2 separate regions of the Homo sapiens genome follow, and region 2 is linked to region 1. The links are chromatin loops, found by intact Hi-C in ENCODE. Cell type or tissue: endothelial cell of umbilical vein. All regions are shown on one strand. Each heading gives the region's core, and the rest is flanking DNA. Links, peaks and the distances in the headings are about the cores only.

Region 1 (11,218 bases), core at 2,606-7,605:
TCTCAGTAAGAAGCCAACCTCTCCTTGTGCATATTCCATGGATCTCTTTTTTGCCTTTATTCTACTCCATTAGTTGAGTTCCCCAGGTTCTGGGACTTGGCTTTATTCATATACAGTTCTTGACACACAGGAGGTGCTCAGTAAATACCTTGTTCAATGAATGAGAATGGAGTAAGTGAGAGAATGTATAAATGCCATATACCTGGATTTAATGTTGATTTTTAAAAATGAGCAAAGTAACAGCAGTTAAGTGTGTCTCTCTATAGCAAATCGTCCAAAAAAGATACTAAGAGATTTATTTGTAATTTTATCTTATTTTCAAAAAGAAAGAAAATCAAATAAAAATTTGCATCTCAAGGGGATACAGCCTGTTACTTTATGAATGTTAAACTTTTGCTGTTCTCTTGATACAATTTTACACTGTCATTAAATATTAACTATAATGTTTAATTTAACCATATTTATTTATTTATAGTCTAAGTTCAAAAAGGATCTGAGATTGTTAATAAGATGCAAATGTGTGAAATAGTTGTATTTTTAAAAAGCACTTAAAGAGCCATAATTGAGAATATATATTTGAATAAAATAGAAATATCAGGAAAAAAAATAGAATACACATATGTGAGTTCTAACTTCCCATGCAATATAGCTGAAACATAAATATGGCTTTTATCTTTCTAACAGCCAAAGGCAGATCAAGGAAAATGATCAAATAAATAATTAGTGTGTTGGGGGGGATGCTACCATTCATTTCTGTTGAGTTAAGCCTAAAATGAGATTCTATGTTGAATTTCATATAGGGAATATTGAAAGACATAGTGAGGGGAACACTCATGAACATATCAGACCAGCAAATGTAATAATTGGTTTTATTTGGCTGTTTCTGTAATTTCCATCAAAAGAAGCCAAGGACATAACATGTAAATAGTTAATCTTTCCTTATTGTAATTCTAGGCTAGCTAGTATTGCATATAGTTTTAATCCCCAGCTATTTATGATAATCCAGCTGGCAAAGTCTACTGCAGTCGAAGGCCAAGTAAGTAATGTAGAAGAGGGAAGATGGTCAGAACCAGTCATATGGGTCTGGAGGGTGCCTGACTCACATAAAAAGGAGAATAAAGCCCAAGATCACTAATTTTTCAGACAATGAAAATCCAGATTTTTGGTGTGAAATCTTCTCATTTGTAAATGTTTTCAACTGATTTGAATAAAACAGATTGCTCTGTGTGGCAAACAAAATACATTTATTCATAGCCTAAATATGAGCCTTACACTGGATTTTACATTCAGGCTGCTATTTTCTTACATCTGTTCTACAATTTGAAAGATGTTCTCCAAAAAAGGCCAGGAATAAGTGAAGGAGAATTAGGTATTGTGGTGGTTGTTTCAGCCACTTTAAGTTTGCTAGTTAGATAATGCTAGCTTTTGTAACACATAGATCCCAGAATTTCAGTGCTTACCACAATAGAAGTTCATTTCTTTCTCATTCAAATAACAGTCCATTGTGGGACTTGCTGGTGGGCAGACTCTGCCCATTCATTGTTATTTAGTGTCATTCTGTGATAAAAACTGTTGGAGCCTCTGCTGTGCTCAGCATGTAGGATCCAAGGTCATTTTGGGGTCATCTCTATCCCAATTGGCCAAAAAAGAAGAGATTGTTGAGGTGTGGGCTTGGAAAACTTCTAACTGGTCATACGTGGAAGTGGTGCATTGGTTAGAACTCAGTCATGAGACCACATTAATTACAAGGAATGCTAAAAAGGGTAGTCTAGCTGTATACCCAGAAAGGAGAGGGGAATATGGATTTTTGTTAAGCAGCCCTAACATAAAATACTCACTTGTTAGAGGTAAGGCAAAAGTTGGCTGTAGTCTTTCTGATGGTCAAAATAATCATTTATAAAAACAAAAGCGCATCCATGGAATAAAATCAAGCCCAGCACTCAATGGAAGCAGCAACATTACTGGTGCAGGAAGGCATACTACCTAATAGAATAATAAATGTCCTCACTAATAACCTGACAGTAAACACAGTAATAAGCTTCACAGGGCAGTTTCTTATAAAATCAAATCTGACTCAGGCTCCATGTGTCATGTGTTAGCAGAAAGTTCAGTTTCGGTCATTTGGGAGGAAGGGTGGTCCTCTCTCCCTCCTGGGATTTGCAGAAGTACCCCAGTAACTTTACTTGCCAAAAGTTGGGGCCACTAACTTCTAGTGGGTTGTGACTTTCCTTCCCTCTGCTCCATGTCCATGCCTATGGGCCCATTCAGAGCCTTGTGGCTCTTTTTATTCAGTGCTAAGCTTTAACAGAGGGTTTATGGCAGCTCCTGGTCTATATACAACACTCAGCATCAGGCCTCTTTACATATAATTGCCTATTTCAGGTCTTATTACCCAAAGGACCTGTGTACAAGTGGAGTACGCTCTCTGCTGTCTTAAGAACCCCCAATACTTAATCTGCTCTAAATTCTGAAGCAACTTCCTCCCCTTAGGTTTTTCTACTTCCTTTTCTTTTTCAAAGCACCAATCTCCATTCCCTCCCTTGTTGGGGCATTTTCAGGTTGTTTTATTAATGAGACCAGGTTTCCCAACCAAAGGCTTTCCAGATGCTCAAACTCTACCACAAAAGTTAATTTCCTCTCCTTGCATAGGAGTTGGGGGTAGTGTTGGTAATGTAGTAGCAGCAATTCCTCTTTATGAGGAAGTTAATGTTTTAAGGCTGAACTTACTTGAAACTTAAGGGATTTTTTTTAGAGGGTTGTGTACTTAGTAATGCTTAGATAGGAAGGCTTAAACAGAAATGCTTAGACAGAAATATGTGCTTAGATAGTTGAGTCAAAATGTGATATATTTTTATTTATTTTGTTCGCGAATGTGAAGAAATACTAAAATTATTAGGTAAAATAAAATCAAAGCTGTAAGCATTAGTTCTTAGCACTGAAATTGACTTTGCCTACTCTTTCACCTGTTAGATATCTTTTACTCCCCAGTGATAAGTTTATTATCATCAGATTTACCAGGTGGTAACATACATAAGAGGAAATGTGAGTACCTACACCAATAATCATGATACGTGATAGAGTCATTGGCAAGGTCTGAGAAGAAAAGGGAGACTCAATAAATGCCTGTCTCTCCTCTCCCCAGCCTTTCCTCACACTATACACACCCTCCATACACACTGCTCCCTGCCCCAGTAAATTGGATGAGTTGACTAAATATTTAAGAAATTCTTGAGTATAAACTGCATGTATAGAACATTTTCCCCTCTGAACATTCAAGACAGACTGCTTTGGTTTAGAGCCCAGCTCTACCAGTTACTAGCTGAGTGTCTGAGTAGATTGCTTGATCCTGAGGCTTAATTTCCACGACTGCAAAATGGGGATACTAAATGTATCTAGCTCACCGATTTGTCATGAGGGTTAAATGTGTTAATTTTTATAAAATCCTTAGACTGGTACCTACAACACAATCAATTTTATGTAAGTGCTTGCTAAACAATAAAACAAAACAAAAAAATAAAACAACAAAACCAGCATACATTTCCATGTTTTGCTCAGTGGTAAGTTTTAACCACATTCTTTGTGAGAGAATGCTCTGAATGTTCAGCATCGTGATTATCTGTAAAATGGAATAATGGTAGAACCTACCTCAACAGGATTATTGTGAGAATTAAATGGGATGACACTGGTGAAGAGCTGAAAGTGGTCCTGGGATATAGCCAGCCCTCATTAATGTTGATGGTGATTATCAGTGCATCGGTGCTGCTGCTATTGTTGCCTTGTCCTGACCCTCATTTGCTACATATGCTTTGACATTTATCTAAGTGTTTAAAAGCATATATTTTTTGGTACCAAATTCCATTTTATTGATTTTAACTCTTAATTATTTCACTGTCTTCAAAAAAAATACATGTCCCTGTTGAGCCCAAGATATTACTCACTCATTCTTTCTGTGCACGAGGAGAGCATGTAGGAGACTGTTTTGTTTCTGCCAAAGGAGGAATTAGTACGGGGCGTTTCTGCTCACCTTCACTTGAGTAAGAACACAGTGATTGCTTTAGGCAGAGGTCAATGCCATGGGGAATGGAAAACTACTGCCTACGAGTTTTGCAACTGAAAAAGACAATCTTTGATGTTTCAAGGCAATTCTGACCACACTCTTTTTCCTCCACCTTTGCTGCCCTAACCTTTACTTTCTCAGCTTCCTGGAGAATGCCCTCCTACCTGTTTATCTCTAACTCTTGCTTGACCCCATAACCAAATGCCCCAACTGGGAATTTTTATGATGCATATTTCCTGTGCTCAGTGCTAAATCAAATGCAGCTGATTTTACCGTTTCTTTGACATCCATTTTTGGATGCATGTTCCTGGAGACATTTGTGTCCCTTTAGAGTGGGAGCCCGTGCAGGGCGGAGAAGGGCCTGATGGCACACACCTTTCCATGAGGCCCTTTTGACGTTACTGTTCACCTTCCTCATTGCGGGGGCCCAGGATGGGACTTAAACTGTCCCTATTTCATTATGTTGTTCTTTTTCTGCTTTAGCCTTTCCACTCTCAAATTCTCTTGTCAGGAATTCCTCTAGAAGCACCCTCAAGGAAATTGAATGAAAAAACTCAGAATTTTTGAAAATTTAAACAAGTAAATTTTTGTATAGTTTCCTAAAAATCATTGAGGATATCAATACCCTCTTTTGCAAAATAAAAAAGGAAATTGTTTCTAGCTTTAAATTTTATTTAAAATTTAAGTAACTGCTCATCTGCAGTTTTTTATCATTTGTAGTGTTTCAAATATAAATAATTCTATGTTTTGCCCAATCTCTTCCCTTTCTTTTATGTGCCATTTACTGAGGGCTGACATAAATCCCACTGGGAGACTACAGAGAGTAAAAAGCGACCTGGAAGAGTTTGCTTGAGCCTTTATGACTGAAAAGTTTTGTCATAGTCTCAGAATCTGTAACAATACTCAGTGACCATATTTAAAAAAATGATTCAGACAGACTTGTTCAAGCAGATGTGATTTCTGCAAGGATAGCCAGGTCAGAGTCCACAAATGGTTTAAATATGAATCATCTTAAAAAACAAAGAAAAACTAAAATAGTAACTCTACACTTCTTAAACTTTTTCCATTAAAAACTCATGACAATATTGTGTTATAGGAACTAAGAAGGACCTGAGCTTCTCATAGAAAGGATACCAGTAAATCACAAAATCCAAGAAGAGGCAAAGGAATGTAAAACCAAAATAAATAGTTATTAATTATTCATTCTTCAACTATTTTTACTGATCCTCACAAGCCAGTTTCTCATCCTTCAGGCTTAGTGGGTGCAGGGAGCCTTGGTTGTGAATTGCTATTGTCTGTCCTCACAGAAGAACTGGTTTAGAGGAAGGATTAAAAGGAAAAGCAGGAGGAGGTTTGGAGGGTCAAACAGGGAGGCTGCTTCAGGAGTAGGGGAGAATGCAGACGGCAGTAAGGGCAGGAGTGGGAGCAGGAACAATGTGAACAGTGAGACTAGAAGTTCAGTAGAGGGAATAGTCGGAAATCAGAATAGGAGGCGTTATTCTTCTTTGTGGAATTGCTAATAAGAATACAGCTAAATGTTTGCATTAAGCATTAAAAACAAGTTATGTCCAGTTTGAGCCCATGGGCATGTTTCCCCCTCAATGCTCTTTCCCGCATAAAACACACTTCCCCAGAGTGTGGAGCTCAGGAGGTAACCAAAGTAACCAAAGAACTCTGCCATGGTAACCCTTGCAAGGCTGCCATGTTGAGTTAAAGTGATTGTTGTGGATAAAAGCTTCACTGAATGGAAATGGAGGGTTGAGATTTTAGCCTAAACAGTAGCATGTTTAATGCTTATAAATGTGTAGTTTTTAGTTAATTGGAATAGCTAAAAGCTTAGTTGGGAAAAGACTCAGTAACATTTTGGGAGATCTTTCTATGACTTCTCCAAAACTGTGTTGCCCGAGGAATTTACTTTGCCTTTCAGCCCTGGATCTTAGAATAAGAATTTAGACTTTAGAATGACTTTCCAGCAAAGCAATCCCTTGCTGGTTAGTTTCAAGTCTGACATGTTTGGAAATTTGTGCCAATGAAATTCTAGCTGCACAGCTCCCACTGTTCTCCCATTCATGTCCTACGTACCTGTGTTGTCTTAAACATTGTTGAGGGTAAACAGTTGTTTTCAACATCTTCAGTATGGCGAATTTTTAAAAATATTTTTTAATTAGTTTTCTCTGATGGGTTTTTTTTATTTTTATTTTCAAGACAGTATGTGTTGGGAAAATTTCTGGCCTCAAAATATAATTCTTTGCACCTCTCATGAATAAATATTATGACAGAAGGATCTCTCTCTTTCAGCAATGACCATGTGTAGCCTTAAAAATGCTCAGTAGTAAGACTCTAGGCTGGTGTTTCTCTATCTGAAACTGTAGGTTCATGGGCATATTTTCAGATCTGTGTGGTGTATTAATAGACTGTGTGACCTGGGAGCTATTGTACACATCAACTTTAACATATTTTAGAAAGAGTCGATGGATATTTGTGTGCCATTTTCTGTTGACTCCCGCATAGCAGAGCAAACTAAATCTGAGGAAGATGGTGAAACGTCAGAACAGCAAGTAAAATTCTTCCTCTCTCTTGCTGGATTTCATTTAGGAGCAAGTGATCAAAGAGACTGAAAACCTGGAATCTTGAGGCTGGGTCTGTCCATTGGCACATTTGGGGATGATAGGGGGTGGGGAAAATCAGGTTTTACATGATTTCTATAAATTCACAGAGTTCCTGCATGGAATCTACCTTCAGCTTCACAGAAACAATCTTCTCTAAGCCTTCCAGATTGCCCACAGGAGTCTAAGGAGTTTCTTTAAAGAGAGATGTATGGGCTGGCTATGGCGGCTCACACCTGTAATCCCAGCACTTTGGGAGGCTGAGACGGGTGGGTCACGAGGTCAGGAGATCAAAACCATCCTGGCTAACAAGTGAAATCCCGTCTCTACTAAAAATACAAAAAAATTAGCCAGGCATGGTGGCGGGCACCTGTAGTCCCAGCTCCTCAGGAGGCTGAGGCAGGAGAATGGCATGAACCTGGGAGGCGGAGCTTGCAGTGAGAGTAGGTTGCACCATTGCACTCCAGCCTGGGCAACAGAGCGAGACTCTGTCTGAAAAAAAAAATAAAAATAAAAGAGAGAGATGTACAAGAAAGAGAATTTGTCAAAATCCATGACTGATTATATTTGGGATCAGGTGTTATTAAATATACAGTATGTATATAAAAAGTACAAAAATCACATATTTTGTCTCTAAAAGGTTTCATCCATCATTGGTTAGATAAAGCTATTAGACAATGTACTTTAAAGAAGTTGAGATACATTAATATGTGTTAGAGAAAAGTAATGAGGAGGGGAGGGGCTTATGATGGACTTGGCAAAGAAATCATGATTTGGAGTTAGTGTTCTGGAGAGAGTGACTTAGAAATCAACATACTGTTGTGTGGATAAATATTTTATAATTAGCATTAAACATTACAAAGGGTTCAAATTGCATCAGTAAAGCTTTTTAGAGGGAATTTGCTCATTGAACCATGAAAAGGGGGGATTTTCTGCAAAGGAGGCAGACAGAGATTTGCTAGGACCCTAAAGCTAATAAGCAAATTTGGGATAAGCTTGTACTTAGTTTAGCTTTAGTGGGGCTTCTAAGGTAGAGTCCTGTGATATCAGTCATGTTCTTGTTTTACAGAAATACCAGTTTAAGCAGAATAGGTATTAAGTGAAGGCCATGGCTAACTCTCACTCTCCAGGAGAGCCAGAGAACCAGATTTGGAAATGGAAGCTGAAACAATGGTCAAATCACACCACAGAACTTCCCCAGGTAGCTTCCCACTGCTGTATAGTTCTAGCTGGTACCTCTGGCTCTGTGCACTGGAAGCCTCCACTAGAACTTTTGCTTCTAAACAGGGTGTTTCTGCTGTGAACAGAGGGCACATAGCAGCTATTCTTATCTGAATTCTGGCATAAATGTTTCAAGCCTTGCACTGAGGATGCGAGGGAGGCTTCTGCTTTGAGAAAGTGAGGTCTCAAGGTGGGGAAATAACCAAGCTTAGGAAAAGTGTTCAAAGATGGTTGGCAGGCAAAAAGAATGCTATAGTTCCATCACACCCAGTAAGTTTGTGGGTCTCAGATAAAAGAAAATCAAGGCAAGTTCAACTGTAGGCTGGAAAAATATTAGAGTTCTTAATGATTGACTTATTCCATGCTATTTGTTTCTTTAAACCTTGTCCTTCAATATATCTGGATTTAAATTTGTCAAACAAAGGTGATAATGTGATATTATTAGTTATTCATATTGTTAACATTTTTCTTATGAATCATAATTGATTGGATGCTGTGATAGTCTTTCTTTTCCACCTATTACCGGGTGCAATGTCACACCTGTTGGCAGTTGGTGGCTTACAGGTACAGTGCCTTGGAGGAAATAGTGACACCCTAATAAAGTGATTCTCAAATTTAGTGAGTCTTAGGTTCACCTGAAAGCCCTATTTAAAATACAGGTAGAAGAGTTAAAATATGACCCAGCAGTTCTGTTCCTAGGTATATACTGCAGAGAATGGAAATATGTCCACACAAAAGCTTGCACAAAAATGTTCATGGCAACATTATTTACAATAGCAAAAAACTGGTAACAACTCAAATGTCCAGCAATTGATGAATGGATAAACAAAATGTAAAATATTCAACTAATGGAATATTATTTATCCATAAAAAGGAATTCTGGTTCATACTACAACATGGACAAACATTGAAAATACTGTGTTAAGTGAAAGAAGCCAAAAACAAAACTCCACATATTGTAAGATTCCATTGATTGAAAATGTCCAGAATAGGTACTGGTTGCCATTGGCCTGAGGGGGTGAGATGGATAAGGAGTGAGGGAGTGACTGCTAATGGATATGAATTTATTTTTGTATTTATGAAATGTTCTGGACTCCGTAGTGATAGTTGCACAACTTTGTGAATATACTAATATTGCTGAATTGTACACTTTAAAAGGATGACTGCTATATCTCAATAAAAAATAAAAATGAAAACAGATTCTTGAATTATTTCCCAAAGAATCTAAATGCATATCTAGGATGAGGGCTGGAAACATGTATTTTTATTTGGATGCAGCTGATCTCTGAACCACGCTTTTAGAAACATTGCATCTAGTCCTTACATGTGTAAATCTCCTAAGCTATGACATTGTAGAAGTAGTCATACAAATCCACAATTCTTCAAAGTTCATGACCTTGCTTTAGAAAATATCCGTAAAAATAGTACAAATTACTATCAGAAGAGTCTTCAGAATAAAGTATATGAAAAAACCCAGCATAGCTTTTTCCCAAATCACTGCTCTAAAATCAATGGGCGTAGTGATTTTTAATCAACATGATATTTACATATTTTTTTGCTTATAACCTGCTTGCACTCTGGAATAAATAAATTGCTACCTCTTAATGTCACTTGATAAGAGTCTAAAATACTTGAATTTGAATATATAAATCCATTAATTTAGCAAAATTTTAACATCAGTCTTATGCATTGGGTTGACATACTAAAGACTGAGTCTCTAGGACTTTGTCATCTAATGCAGAGGTTTTCAACCTTGGCCACCATTGAAGTCAACTGGGAAACATTTTTTTTAAAAAACGAATCCTGGGTTCTACTCCTAGACATCCAAAATTCTATTGATTTGGAGTACAAACAAGACATGGGGACTTTTAACATTTCCTCAAGTCATTCTAATGTGCAACCAAAGTTTGGAATTACTGCTATCAAGAAGAGATTACATAGAGACCCCATACATAGGTCTTATAGCACATTATGACAAGTGGAATGATCGTGGCTGTCAAAAATTACTATGAGAATTCAGAGGAACCATCCCTAACCCAGGGTGGAGCTGGAGACTGCTCCAAGAAGCCATCAGGTATGCCAGTGATACCTGAGCTGAGTATTAAATTAGGGAGAGGAACTGTCCAAGGGAAGATGGGGGTGGGAGTGATCTAGGCAGAGGAAGTAGCCTGTACAAAGGCAAGGAGAGTTGAAAGAGCCTGGATGTTAGCTAGGGGAAAGGACTGGTAAGGAAAATCCCAAAAGGCATGTCACATATTTTATAGCTGGCTACAGCCATTGGAAGTTTCCTCAGAAACCAACTTGAGTTGGCAATGCTGGGACTTTCAGGTCATGACATCTTCTTGCTTTGTTTCATTTGAGGAAAGGCAACAACTCCTTAATACCCCACATAATGGATTCATAGTAGAAAAAGAAAACCTAGCAGTGCTGGGCTCTTCCTGTGAGATTATTAACTGTTGAAAGGGATCCTAGCTTTCATTATTTGTAAACTGTTTCATACATGTCTACCCATATCCATTTCAATGTCACTTTTCCGGAAGTCCCTGAAACCCATGGCTCCAGATAAAGACCCCCTACTGTCCCTAAATTAAGCCACCATTGAAAGCAAGGAGGGTACACGCTAAGGCAACTACTAGGAAGCGCGCTAACAACGACTTTCCCTCAAGAGATGCCTGCTTCTTTCTTATCCCCAAAAGAACTTCAGGGCTTGGGTAGGCACCACATAATTATGTCAACAGACTCTGCTCTAGGTTCCTGACTCTGTATTCTTACTCTCTCCCCAGTCAGATTGCCATACAAATACAGGCGGTTCTCAGGTAGGGTAAATAACCATGTTATTTCCACAGGAATATTTGAGATTGTAGGGAGGTTGCCTTTATCTGGCAGGGTGGAGTCAGTGATGTGATAATATATGTTATCTTTTTTGAGTCTGGGTGGTCACTTCCATCATGTGACTTTAAAGACCTAAAATGAAAGAAGTTTACATCTTAGCAAACATTTAATGCCACAGTGAAAGATAGCATGGGAGCCAAACCCTCTGATGGTTGTTTCTTTTTAGATGTCTTTACTTCTAAAATGAATCTATTTTATAGATTGCACCATAGATTCTGAAATCCTTTCATGAAGAAGTTTGCTCTTTCTTTAGACCACCACCACGATCCCTATAAAACAATTTACAGGGAGATTCAATAGCAGGTCCAAGGTTAGAGAATCATCTTTGTCATACTTTAGGCAGAAGGAGGTTTAGACTCCTGCTCCTCTGCACAAATGAATAGTCCATGGTCTATAAGGTGCTTGCACTTGCACAGGCAGCCTTAGTTTCCATTCTCAGGGA
Region 2 (11,218 bases), core at 4,217-9,216, 50 kb after region 1:
CTGAGAAGAGCAATAAAGTAAAGCATAATAAAACAAAATATGCCTGCATTCTCATGGAAATCTCAAAAGCCTCTCAAATAATTCAACATTCTTCAAATAGAGCTACATCTCCATGATACCAACAATAACACCCCACCTCACATGAACACTTTTACCCACCTTACATCAGTGATCCTTACATAGGGTTACTCAACTCAGTGTGTACCATTATAGTCCTTCCAGTTGTAAGCTGAGAACTGGGACTCATCCTGAATACCTCCCTCAACTTTCCCACCCTTATCCAAACCAGCACCAAACCCTGTTAATGTTAACTCTCTAGATCCATCCTCTTCTGTCAGCTTCTGCCATCATTACTCTGGTCTCATCATAACATGACTAAGCTATTGAATTAATATTTCCTACCTGGTGTTCCTGGATTCATTCTGTCCTACTTAAATTTATTGTCTACATTGAAACCAGAGCGTATTAGGGTTCTCCAGAGAGAAACACAACCAATAGGATATACATACGTACATATTTTATATATATGAGAGAGAGAGAAAGATTTATGTTAAAAAATTGGCTCACATGACTGTAGGGGCTGGCAAGTTTGAAAGCTGTAGGGCTGGCTGGTAAAGTGGGAATGCAGGCAAATTAGTTGATGTAGTTTTCAGTTCTAAATCTGCAGGATGGGCCAGCAGGCTGGAAACTCAGGCAGGGTTTCTTAGGTTGCTTTATTGAGGCATGATTGCTTCTTCTTCAGAAATCTTCAGTCTTTGCTTCTAAGGCCTTCAAAGAATTGCATGGAGCCCATCCACATTATTAAGGGTAACGTGTTGTATATAAAGTCAACGGATTATAAATGTTAATCATACCCACAAATACCCTCACAGCACATCTATGCTAGTGTTTGACCAAACAACTGGGCACTATAGCCTGGCCAATTTGACACATAAAGTTAACCGTCATGCAGGGTGACAGCTCTAAGTCTCCATTTGCTTATATGTATAATGGGAATAGCAATAATATCTATTTCACAAGGCTGTTGTTCGTGTAAATGAGTTAATATATACGAAACACCTAGAACAATACTTAGCCCACAGCATGCACTAAATGTTAACCACTACAAATATTAATATTATAAATCCGATCCTATTGACCACCTGCATAAATCATTACAATCACCTCCCATTGCTTTTAACCTCACACACCAGGCTTCTGTCTGTCTTTGCAGACTCCCACTCTCTCTGCCCGAGGCCCTCTGGATTTCATCCAGGCCCTGGTGCTCACCATTTCTCTTTCCATTGCAAGACCTTTACACACAGTGTTTCCTCTGCCTTAATGCTCTTTTCTCCCTGCATTACCTAATTAATGCCTCTTATCCGTAAGATTCCCTTCAACTGTGAAAATCTTTCCTAACTTCCTTAATGAGGTCACTTTTCTTATCATAAGCTCTCAGAATGCCATGTGTCATTCCCTCATAATACTTGTCACAGTTGGCAACTGACTGCATCTGTGTGATTATTTTAAGTCTGTTTCCATAACTAGACTCTAAATACCATAAAGCCAGAGACTATGATTGTCTTGCTTATCCCAGTATTCCCTGGGTTGCTAAGTTTGTCTGCGATAAACAAATAATGGCTTCATACATCGCTGCATGAGGCATTTACCCAGTCATAGCACCAACTTACAAAGAACAAAGAGAAGCAAGGCCCAGTCACTGTGTGAACTCATATGACCATTGCACAGCTAGAAAAATGGAAGAAAGGGACAAAATCAAGTACACAATTTGCAGCTGTATTCAGAAAAAAGGAGCCAGCTAATATTTCATAAGGCAAGAAAAACAGTACAATAAAGTCACATTAAATCATCATCAAGGGGCTCAAATTATTTGACACTTTTGTGTGCTTATAAAAAAAAACACTGTCACATAAAAATTGTGTTGAGTATAGATGTACTAAATTAAAAAATGAATCATGAAGCTCTACCTGGAACATTTGTCTGTTCACAAACACTGCCAATGTCCTCATGGAGCTTATATTCTTGTGACTACTAATGTTCCCAACTGCCTTTTTCCTTACTGTGAAGAAAGATCTATCCCTTTGAGGAGAAATCCATTAGTTATTTTGTGCCTGAGATGTTTATGTAGACAAACTCTAAATTGTAGAATAAGCTATGATTTATAGCTTACCTTTAATTCTTTTCTTAAATATTAACAAACATGTTTTGTCAGTATTTATTAAATAATAAAACATGTTTGTTAATATTTAACTCAACTTTCTGAGAGGGTCTTCTCCAGTCTAATGTCTCTATGGTCAGACACAGGAATCTGTATTTTAATTAGTTCCCCTTCTGATTCTTATGTGTCCTTATGTTGGAGAACTACTTCTAGGATTCTGGAATCTGGCTGTGCAACAGAATCACCTAGGAAGTTTCTCCCAAATACAGATAACTTAAGTTCCACCTCAGCTCTGGTGAATCAATCTCTAGGAACAGGACCCAGGATGTTCATTTTAAAGGTTTTTTTTTGTTTTTAAACCAGAACTCAGTGTAATTTTTAAATCTGGGGAACTGTGCCTTCCTTCATTTCCAAAAATTTGCCCACCATTTTTACTTCAAAAATAGCTGCTCTCCCATTCTCTCTTCTTTTTCTCTGGAAAGCACATTAGATTTTATCGAAGATTCCCTTCTCTACTCCATGTCTCTTAAATGTCCTTCCATATTTTTCATCTCTTCATTTCTGTGGATTCTCACAATTTTCCCCACATCATCTACCAATTTACTAAGTCTCTTGTCGGCTATGTCTATTCTATGGTTTTACACATATGTATTTCCATTATTATAGTTGTTTACATTCTTACTTGATTCTTTTTCATGACCAAGTCTTTTTGCCTTCTTTTTATCTCATGTGGTTCCTTACCTAGACAATGCTATTTATCAACCTCCAGTTTTGTGCGTACTGGAATGACTTCCTCCTTGTACCCCTTTCTTCCTAACCTGCCTAACTTCTTAGTACTTCAAGACTCAGCTCAGGTAATATCTCCTCTAGTAAACCTTCCTTGAACCCCAGTCTCACCTCTGCGCTCCCAGATCACCCTACATAAAGCCTGTCACAAAACATTATATTGAAAATTTATTATATATCTATTTCCCCCACAAGACAAAAGCTCCAAAAGAAAGGGATTATGCTTATTTCCTTTTGCTTTATTTACCCAGCATCTGGCTTACAGTCTGGCATATAGTACATACTCCATAAATGTTTGTTGAATAGAACTAAATTATTGAGAATCGCAGAAAAACAAGCTCTTTCTAATGAGCTGTATCCTCTCTTAAAATTTTCTCTGCTTTGGAAAGTTTAACCCGGTGAGAAAAACATGCAAGTCTTAAGCTAAAAAGTTTTTTAGTAGGTTATGTACTTGGAAAATTGGGATCAGTCCAACAGAAATGTTCAATTCTTGCTAAATGCCCACTTGACATTCCCAGGTTAAATACCACTTCTAGTAGAACTTTCCTTGTTTAATTTATAGGTTTTCTCCCACTTACTCTATCATAAAAGATAGCAATAAAAGTCCCACCAAGAAATAAAGAGAGCTATTGAGCAAAGTAATAGAGAAGTGACTAGATGCAATATTTCTTTCCTTAAAAATATGTACAGTGTGATGCCAGTTTGGGACAGAAAGAATAAACAGAAAGCATGCAAATAATCAAAGTCTGTCTAGTAACTATACTTCCCATTAAGCCTTTTCAGATAACACATCAAGATTCCTTCTTTTCATACGTTAGAATAACAGAATACTTCAAGATCCCATAAGACTTTTTCCCCCATAATAGACAAAAATTAGGTTAGCCAGCCAAAATCCCTGAGATATTTTATACCACAAAAATGACCAGTTTTCGCTTTCTTTTATAGCATGTGTATTTGTGTGTTAAGTAGACACAGGGATTAGAAAGGATTTAAAGCATTTTAAGAAGCATGGGTTACTTTTTTTTTCTTTTTTTGTGGACAGAGTTTTGCTCTTGCTGCCCAGCCTGGAATGCAATGGCGCAATCTTGGCTCACTACAACCTTCACCTTTCGGGTTCAAGCAATTCTCCTTCCTCAGCCTCCCAAGTAGCTGGGATTACAGGCATGTGCCACCATGCCCAGCTAATTTTGTATTTTTAGTAGAGATGGGGTTTCTCCATGTTGGTCAGGCTGGTTTTGAACTCCTGACCTCAGGTGATCCGCCTGCCTCGGCCTCCCAAAGTGCTGGGATTATAGGCATGAGCCACCGTGCCTGGCCCATCTTGGGTAGTTTTTGAAATAAAAATAAACTGTAATTTTAAGCTAAAAAAAAAAAAAATGCCTGGCCGGGCACAGTGGCTCATGCCTGTAATCCCAGCAGTTTTGGAGGCCGAGGTGGGCAGATCACCTGAGATCAGGAGTTCGAGACCAGCCCAGCCAACATAGCAAAGCCCCGTCTTTACTGAAAATACAAAAATTAGCCAGGCATGATGACAGGCGCCTGTAATCCCAGCTACTCGGGAGGCTGAGGCACGAGAATTTCTTGAACCTGAGAGGTGGAGGTTGCGGTGAGCTGAGACTGTGACACTACACTCCAACCTGGCGACAAAGCGAGACTCCTTCTCAAAAAAAAATTTTTTTTTATTCTTTTTATTCTCTCTGTTCCACACCTCACTTTGAACATTTGACGCTCAAAGCATTTAAACCATATGAGTTAATTCATGTGTATGTAAACCCTGAGGTGATTTAAAAAATCCCATTTGGCATTTGGAGAAAGTGAACATCAAGGCACTTGCCTCAGATTACTCTGCTGTTGATGGAGTTAGGAAAAGGACTTAGATTTTTTCCTGCTAGATTTCTTTGAAGCCTATGAAAGTCATTGAAATAACTGAAAAATGTACTGAGCGTGAAAACAGGTATGGAAACATTTTTAGTTGTTTTGATCTGCAATGAGTTTTAAGGGAGTTGTGAGTGGGAAATAAGAACCAGAAGGACTGGGTTTTTTTTCTCCAAGTCAGAGACAGAGGGAGTGCTGGAGCATTGAATGACTTGGTGCAGTTTGATACTTTGATTACTATTTCTTCATATCTACGCTAAGAAAGGAAGCTGCTATACTCCACAAATTCCTTAACTGCACTGCAATATTTATAATTTCAAAAACCTGCAATTCCTTTGCTTCAACAAATCTCTTTCTCTCTCAAGCTGAAACTGGCCTTCTACAGAAAAATGGCAGGCATGTTACATGGACCAAGTTCTCATGGGAACCTCCCCATCTGCAACATTCTGGAGTTACTGCCATCTCTACTTCCCCCAAAACATTCATGCTGGCCTCAGTGCCCTCATGGATACAAGCATACACATGCCCACAAGGACTCTCACAGCTTTTGTGGCCAGCACCTGGCTGTTACCTAAGATACTCTTTCAGTTGACAGTTGATCTTTATAGTTGTATATATCAGAACCAACCAGAAAGCCTAAAAGCCAAATTACAGTCTCATGCCCAAACTTCCCCAAACTCTGACTGAGTAGGATTAGAGAGAATCTAGAGCATGCGTATTTTTAAGAAACTCTTCAGATAGATCTGATGTGCAAATCCCAAACTATAGAACAATAGGGGAAACCTTAGCACCTCTTTTTCAAAAGAGTAGAAGATTGAAAGAAGTTCACCACTTAATTAGCTTATCTGATGGTAATTTCTTTTCTAACAGCCCCTGAATATTTATCATAAGGTTTCCTATTTCTTATACTAATGCATTGAGTTTTCCTATTTCTTATACTAATGCTTTGAGTGATGTCTGCTTGATGACTTCAGGCCTGGCTCTATCTGTCATGGAGGTTTTGCATTTCCCAATAAAAGCATTGTAAGTCACAGTGACAGTAGCATAGACTGTTCCTTTATTTAAAAAAAAAAAAAAAAAAAAGGAGGAAGGCTCTAAGTGAGACACAAAAGGAAAGCTTAACTTACAAATCTGTGATAGAAATTGTACTACCAGAACCATATAATAAGATCTGAGATGGCTTCAAAATGTCTTCCCACTTTAAGGCCTATGTGCCTCTTTGGCAACAAAAACAAAAAGTAAGTATTTTTGAAAAGAGAGAATGAAATTTATAATTAAAAGGTAAAAAGTTTCAGTTAATTTGGAAAAGGCAAGTATTGTAATTATTGTGCTACCATGATCACTACCTCAAGAAATGTCTTCTGCACAGTAACCAAGGGCTGGAAACAACCCAAGTGTTTATCCATGGATGAATGAATAAACAATATGTATACATACCATGGAATAGTATTCAGCTTTAAACAGGAAGGAAATGCTGACACATAGTACAACATAAATAAAGTGCTAGATTTGTAATGGAGTTAGAGAAGATGCCTTGCTGGAGAGTAAATTATAATGAGGACATCATGCCAAGTTAAATAAGTCAATCTCAAAATAAATACTGTGTGATTCCACTTATATGAGGTACCTAGAAGAGTCAAATACACAGAACTAGAGACTAGAATTTTAGTTGCCAGAGGCTGGAAGGAGGAAGAAACAGGTAGTTGTTGTCTATGGGTATTGGACAGTTTTGCAAGATGAAAACTTTCTGGAAATTGGTTGCACAACAATGTGCCTATATGTAATACTACCGAACTGTACACTTAGAAACGGTTAAAATTAACATGGTACATTTTATGTTATGCACTTTAAAATCACAATTAAAAAGAAAAAAAAGTCTTCGAGTTGAAAAGTCAAATTCCTTTGTGACTCAGAGTAACTGACATTGTTAGTTTAGATAAGGCACTATAAAACGGAAATTAGAGCAAGTAGAGGTCACTTTCAACTTTGACGCATAAAAACTGAGCAAAATTAAGGAGCATATTATTCATCTGTTTGTTCTTTTAAACAGTCAAAATATATGTATTTGTTGTGCATCTCCTGAGCTTTAGTTTTACAGAAGCTTGGCTGGCCTTGGGTCAGCCTCACTCTTACCTAGAAAAAATCAGAGTCAATCCAGGGTGTACCAAGGATGTATTTCTGGGCACCAAACATTTTCATATCTGAGTGGTCTTGTTTCAGGTCATTGTCGCTCCCACTATTACAAAGGATGATCAGAAAGTTTGAGTTCAAAACATAACTGATTAAATATGACTCACTTGAGTTTTCTGGGTCAGGACCATAGCAGGAAACTCACCATTTATCTACATTGGGAAATCCTCAAACTCCTCTTTATTAACAACTCATATGATTATTCCTAAATTTTACATTCTCAGACTCTGGGAAGTTGTGACACCACAAGTCACTAGTGGGAGATGAGGCAAGTGGTTTTAAGCCAAATCCACAAGTTCCCTCCCTACCTGCTATCCGTGCATATCTCCCAGAAATGAGCATGTGTTGATGGAAACAGGCTTAGAGGGCTACCAGATAGGATATTGAGATCTACTTAAAGATCCTTGCTTGGGAGTTCAGCTTCATGTGCTGTCTTTTCTGTGCTAGATTTGTAATGGAATTAGTTAAGACATCTTGCTGGTGAGTAAATTAACAAGATAGTCCTTGAATCCAACAAAACCAAAGAATAATCTGTATGTGATGATTTGTTTTAGAGCAAGGACATTTGTTTAGGCTTGTTAAAATATGCAATATGAAACTTACTAATATCTCCATAGTAAAAGTTCACATCACCACCACACCTTTCCCTCTCTCTCTGTTTACATGCTATTTACAAGTATCAAGTGCTTCTTTTATTGGGTCATGTCTTGGCAACCTAACCTTGCATACATATAACCCAATTCACTTGCAACATCACACTCTGAAATTAAACTTATGTTCTAAGGACTATTAAAAATAACTATATATAATGGCTGGGCATGGTGGTTCACGCCTGTAACCCCAGCACTTTGGGAGGCCAAGGTGGGCGGATCACGAGGTCAGGAGATTGAGGCCATCCTGGCTAACATGGTGAAACCCCGTCTCTATTAAAAATACAAAAAATTGGCCAGGCGTGGTGGCACGTGCCTGTAGTCCCAGCTACTTGGGAGGCTGAGGCAGGAGAATTGCTTCAACCCGGGAGGCGGAGGTTGCAGTGACCGGAGATCACGACACTGCACTCCAGCCTGGGCGACAGAGCGAGATGCCGACTCAAATTAAAAAAATAAATAAATAACTATATATAAATCTAAATATTCTTGTCTCTCCACCTATGAAACATGGCTTCATAACATGAACAAAAAGCTTCTCTAAATAGGGGAGAAGGATAAAACAAAAAAAGTAACTAAAATCACAGCTGAAATGTTGAGTATGAGAAATTAAACTTGATTTAGAGTGCAAATACTGCTTGAAGTTCAGACCATTTCCCCAGGTGCTCAACTACTTCCACAGAGCAGGACTGACACCTTTAAGTAAAGAAGTTTTCAGCTGTAGCAGACTATTGCTATTTTTTCCATCACCTTTCAAGGTTTGGGGTGTAGGTTGCCCTAGTGGTCAAGGACAGGTGCTTCAGGAAAGCTGAAGGGAGAGGTTAAGCTAATGATTGTCAGACTGTTAGACTCTAAGGTTTTAACTCAGAAAAACAAGGAGTGATTTTGTTTCAGTATTGGAAACATGGTTTTCTTATCATCAAATCGACAAAGACTACAGTGTCATCCATACTAGATCAGATATCTTCAGTACACATTTATAAAATTGTATGAATGTGGACAGAATTGGGAGGGACTATAAAATATGTTTGCAGTGAGACCCCCAAAGTGACCTTGTCTTGTAGCTATCAGGCAAATGAACTTGAAGGTAGTTCAGCTTTGATCACTGGGTTATATCTATCGTTGTCAAGATCACATTTGTAATTTATTTGCAGATCAACTCCTTTCTTTGCTTTGTGCCTATAGTACCCTGAGGAACTTGGTTTCTCTAAATAAAGAACAGGATAGAATTGTAGTGGCATTTGCTGTCCCCTCTGAGCTTTTTTTTATATACCGTGCTCCCTGTGTTACAACAGATAACTGAGAAGAGGAAAATCAAGAACAGAGAGCTTTCAGGGTAGGAATAACAACCAAACTGTTGAACGCTATCTGCGGTTCTAGATAAAAGTAGTTGTTCTCAGCATGTGCAGACCATTTAGCATCAGTTCTGCAGCTCAGCAATGCTACGTGGTTATGAGTACCCCAAGGAAAAAAAATCTCTGCTTCATCAACTTATTCTAACTTCTTACATTGCCCAGTCAGTTTGATATTCTAGGGAATATTACCTTTCAAGTAAAAGAGTCAAAAAGGAAAACCACATCTTGAGCTAGGAGCCAAGTTTGATGCTTTAATTTTTGGTAATTTCTCCATATGCGTTTAAATGCCCTTAGTCAAATTAACTATCACACATTGCTTCTAATGAAGTCAGTGGAAAATTTTACATTTTCTTAGGAAAAAACTTAGCTTGAGATTCTTGCCTCTACAAAACCATTTTTTGTTTGTTTCCAGACACATACTAGATGAAAGCAATGGAAAAATTAGAGAACTGACTCATTTAATTGCAGCTATATAATATTCAACTTACAGATAATACTGTAAAGTCATGTGCTCACATGATTCATTGCCAACAATTACTTTCTCAGAAGTTTTACTTATAAAGAATAAAGATTCTAAAGTATTAATATCAGTAACATTATTAACTAATACCATGCAACTCAGCAATTTTCAAAACATTCACCTACATACTCCTTTGCTTTTAACACGGAAAACATGTTTATATGAGATCACGTCCATTTCACATTAAACGTAGACATTTCTTCTATAAATGTCTAAATTAACTCTGCCACAAGAAAGCTGCAGTTTTTAAAAAAATATTGTATTTTATGGGAAAATAATACATATCACAGAAAACCTCCCACTTGGCTGTTTTCTCTAATTTCTCCTGTACAGTGTGTGAAGCTATTTCATGCTGTTATAAGCATCATTTCTCCTCTTATGATAATTTTCCTTTTCTCTACTTTGGTTTCTTTATCTTTTGTAAGTTGTTTTAAGGCCAGCTCTTGTACTTCACTGAACCTGTATCACATGAAATTTCACTGCCTTCGGGGCAGAGTGGGGTTTGTAAAGGAGAAGAATATTCATTGGGAAAGTTAATTTAATTAGGTTTTCCTTACTACACCAAAAACTCTAAAGGTGAATTAAGTACCTTGGTACTTCAATACCTCAATTTTCCGGTCCTTGAACACATGCCTGTGCTTTCTGATCCCAGATAAGTCACAGATGGCCAATAGCTATTAATTTTCTTCTGGAAGACAGCTTCAGTCAAGTTCAAAGGGAGTGCTGGACACAGAAAAAGCAAAGTATCTGACCGATTATAAAGTTATTGCTCTTCATTATTTTTGTAATCATGTTAGAAGAGCTTAGCAGCACTTTCACTAAGCAGGTATGGGAATTCTTTTCCACCACTTGTAAATTCGATCCTCTCTGGTTTCTGTGCTCTTCTACCCACGTCACTTCTTACAGATGTTTGCCAATGATACTATACCAACAACTGTAGAGGTGGGGCTAAGAAACTGAAATTGCTTCATATGTAGCTTTGGCCCTTTGGGCACTTTCTGTCCCCAAGGGGAATTGGACTGGAAAACAGCTTCCTGCCAGGCACTGCGAGGTGTGACAGTGCACTTCTCTGTCTGTTCTCAGGGTGTGATTTGAGATTGTAAGACCAAGGAGATCTTGCTTTACCAGATCTCCTCCTTGGTCTACATTTTCTTTTCACATGACCTGCTTGAGCTCTCAGTTTTTTCTTTGCTATGCTCAGCTGGTAATATGAAAAATTATTTATTGTATGATAGCTTCTTTCTTTCTCAAAAATCTTGATTATCAACTTCATTGATGTTTACTGGGTAAAAAGATTTGGCAGCATTACCCAAAGAAAAGAACCTGCAAGTAGAACCTCCTTAATCTCAGAAATGGGTTGGAATATGGCATATAGCATAATGCTCTGTGAAAACAGGTTTGCTAGTAGACATTGATCCAGCTTTTCTTTTTCTTTTTTTTTTTTTTTTCAAGTTGGCGAGATCTTAGTTGCCTAGACCGTTCTATCAACTTCCTGGACGTTTCTCCCTGTCTATGTATACTACATAAAGGGGCCAGAGCCCAGTCTTCCCTGGCTCTCTGTAAAGGGGGTTTAAGTGAAGGCTGCCTGCCAAAAAGTCCCGCTACTTCTGATACTGGAACCTTACACTTAAAAAATCTTAGGTCCCACTGCAGATTCCCATGACGTAGCCATCCCATTGCTCTTCAG

What was found. Hi-C counts contacts between places; a loop is a spot of excess contacts. Peaks named below come from ENCODE experiments on the same cell type or tissue, not always from the same donor. Only the 100,000 strongest peaks of a DNase experiment are listed, where the experiment ranks them.
Region 2: a loop joins it to region 1, with 5 times the contacts of the local background. A loop is called at or near these places in 4 of 110 quality-filtered maps.

What each region holds. Positions count from the first base shown.
Region 1 is chr5:127,808,710-127,819,927 of GRCh38, forward strand. The region is part of intron 5 of CCDC192 (coiled-coil domain containing 192); the gene reads left to right. Among named protein-coding and RNA genes, the nearest start is that of CCDC192, 110 kb to the left of the region's middle. In endothelial cell of umbilical vein, for the core only: no CTCF peak of the experiment used is centred there; a DNase peak (open chromatin) is centred at 5,092; H3K27ac peaks cover 2,251 bases.
Region 2 is chr5:127,857,047-127,868,264 of GRCh38, forward strand. All of the region lies in intron 5 of CCDC192 (coiled-coil domain containing 192), which reads left to right. Among named protein-coding and RNA genes, the nearest start is that of CCDC192, 160 kb to the left of the region's middle. In endothelial cell of umbilical vein, for the core only: no CTCF peak of the experiment used is centred there; DNase peaks (open chromatin) are centred at 6,415 and 6,775; H3K27ac peaks cover 2,929 bases.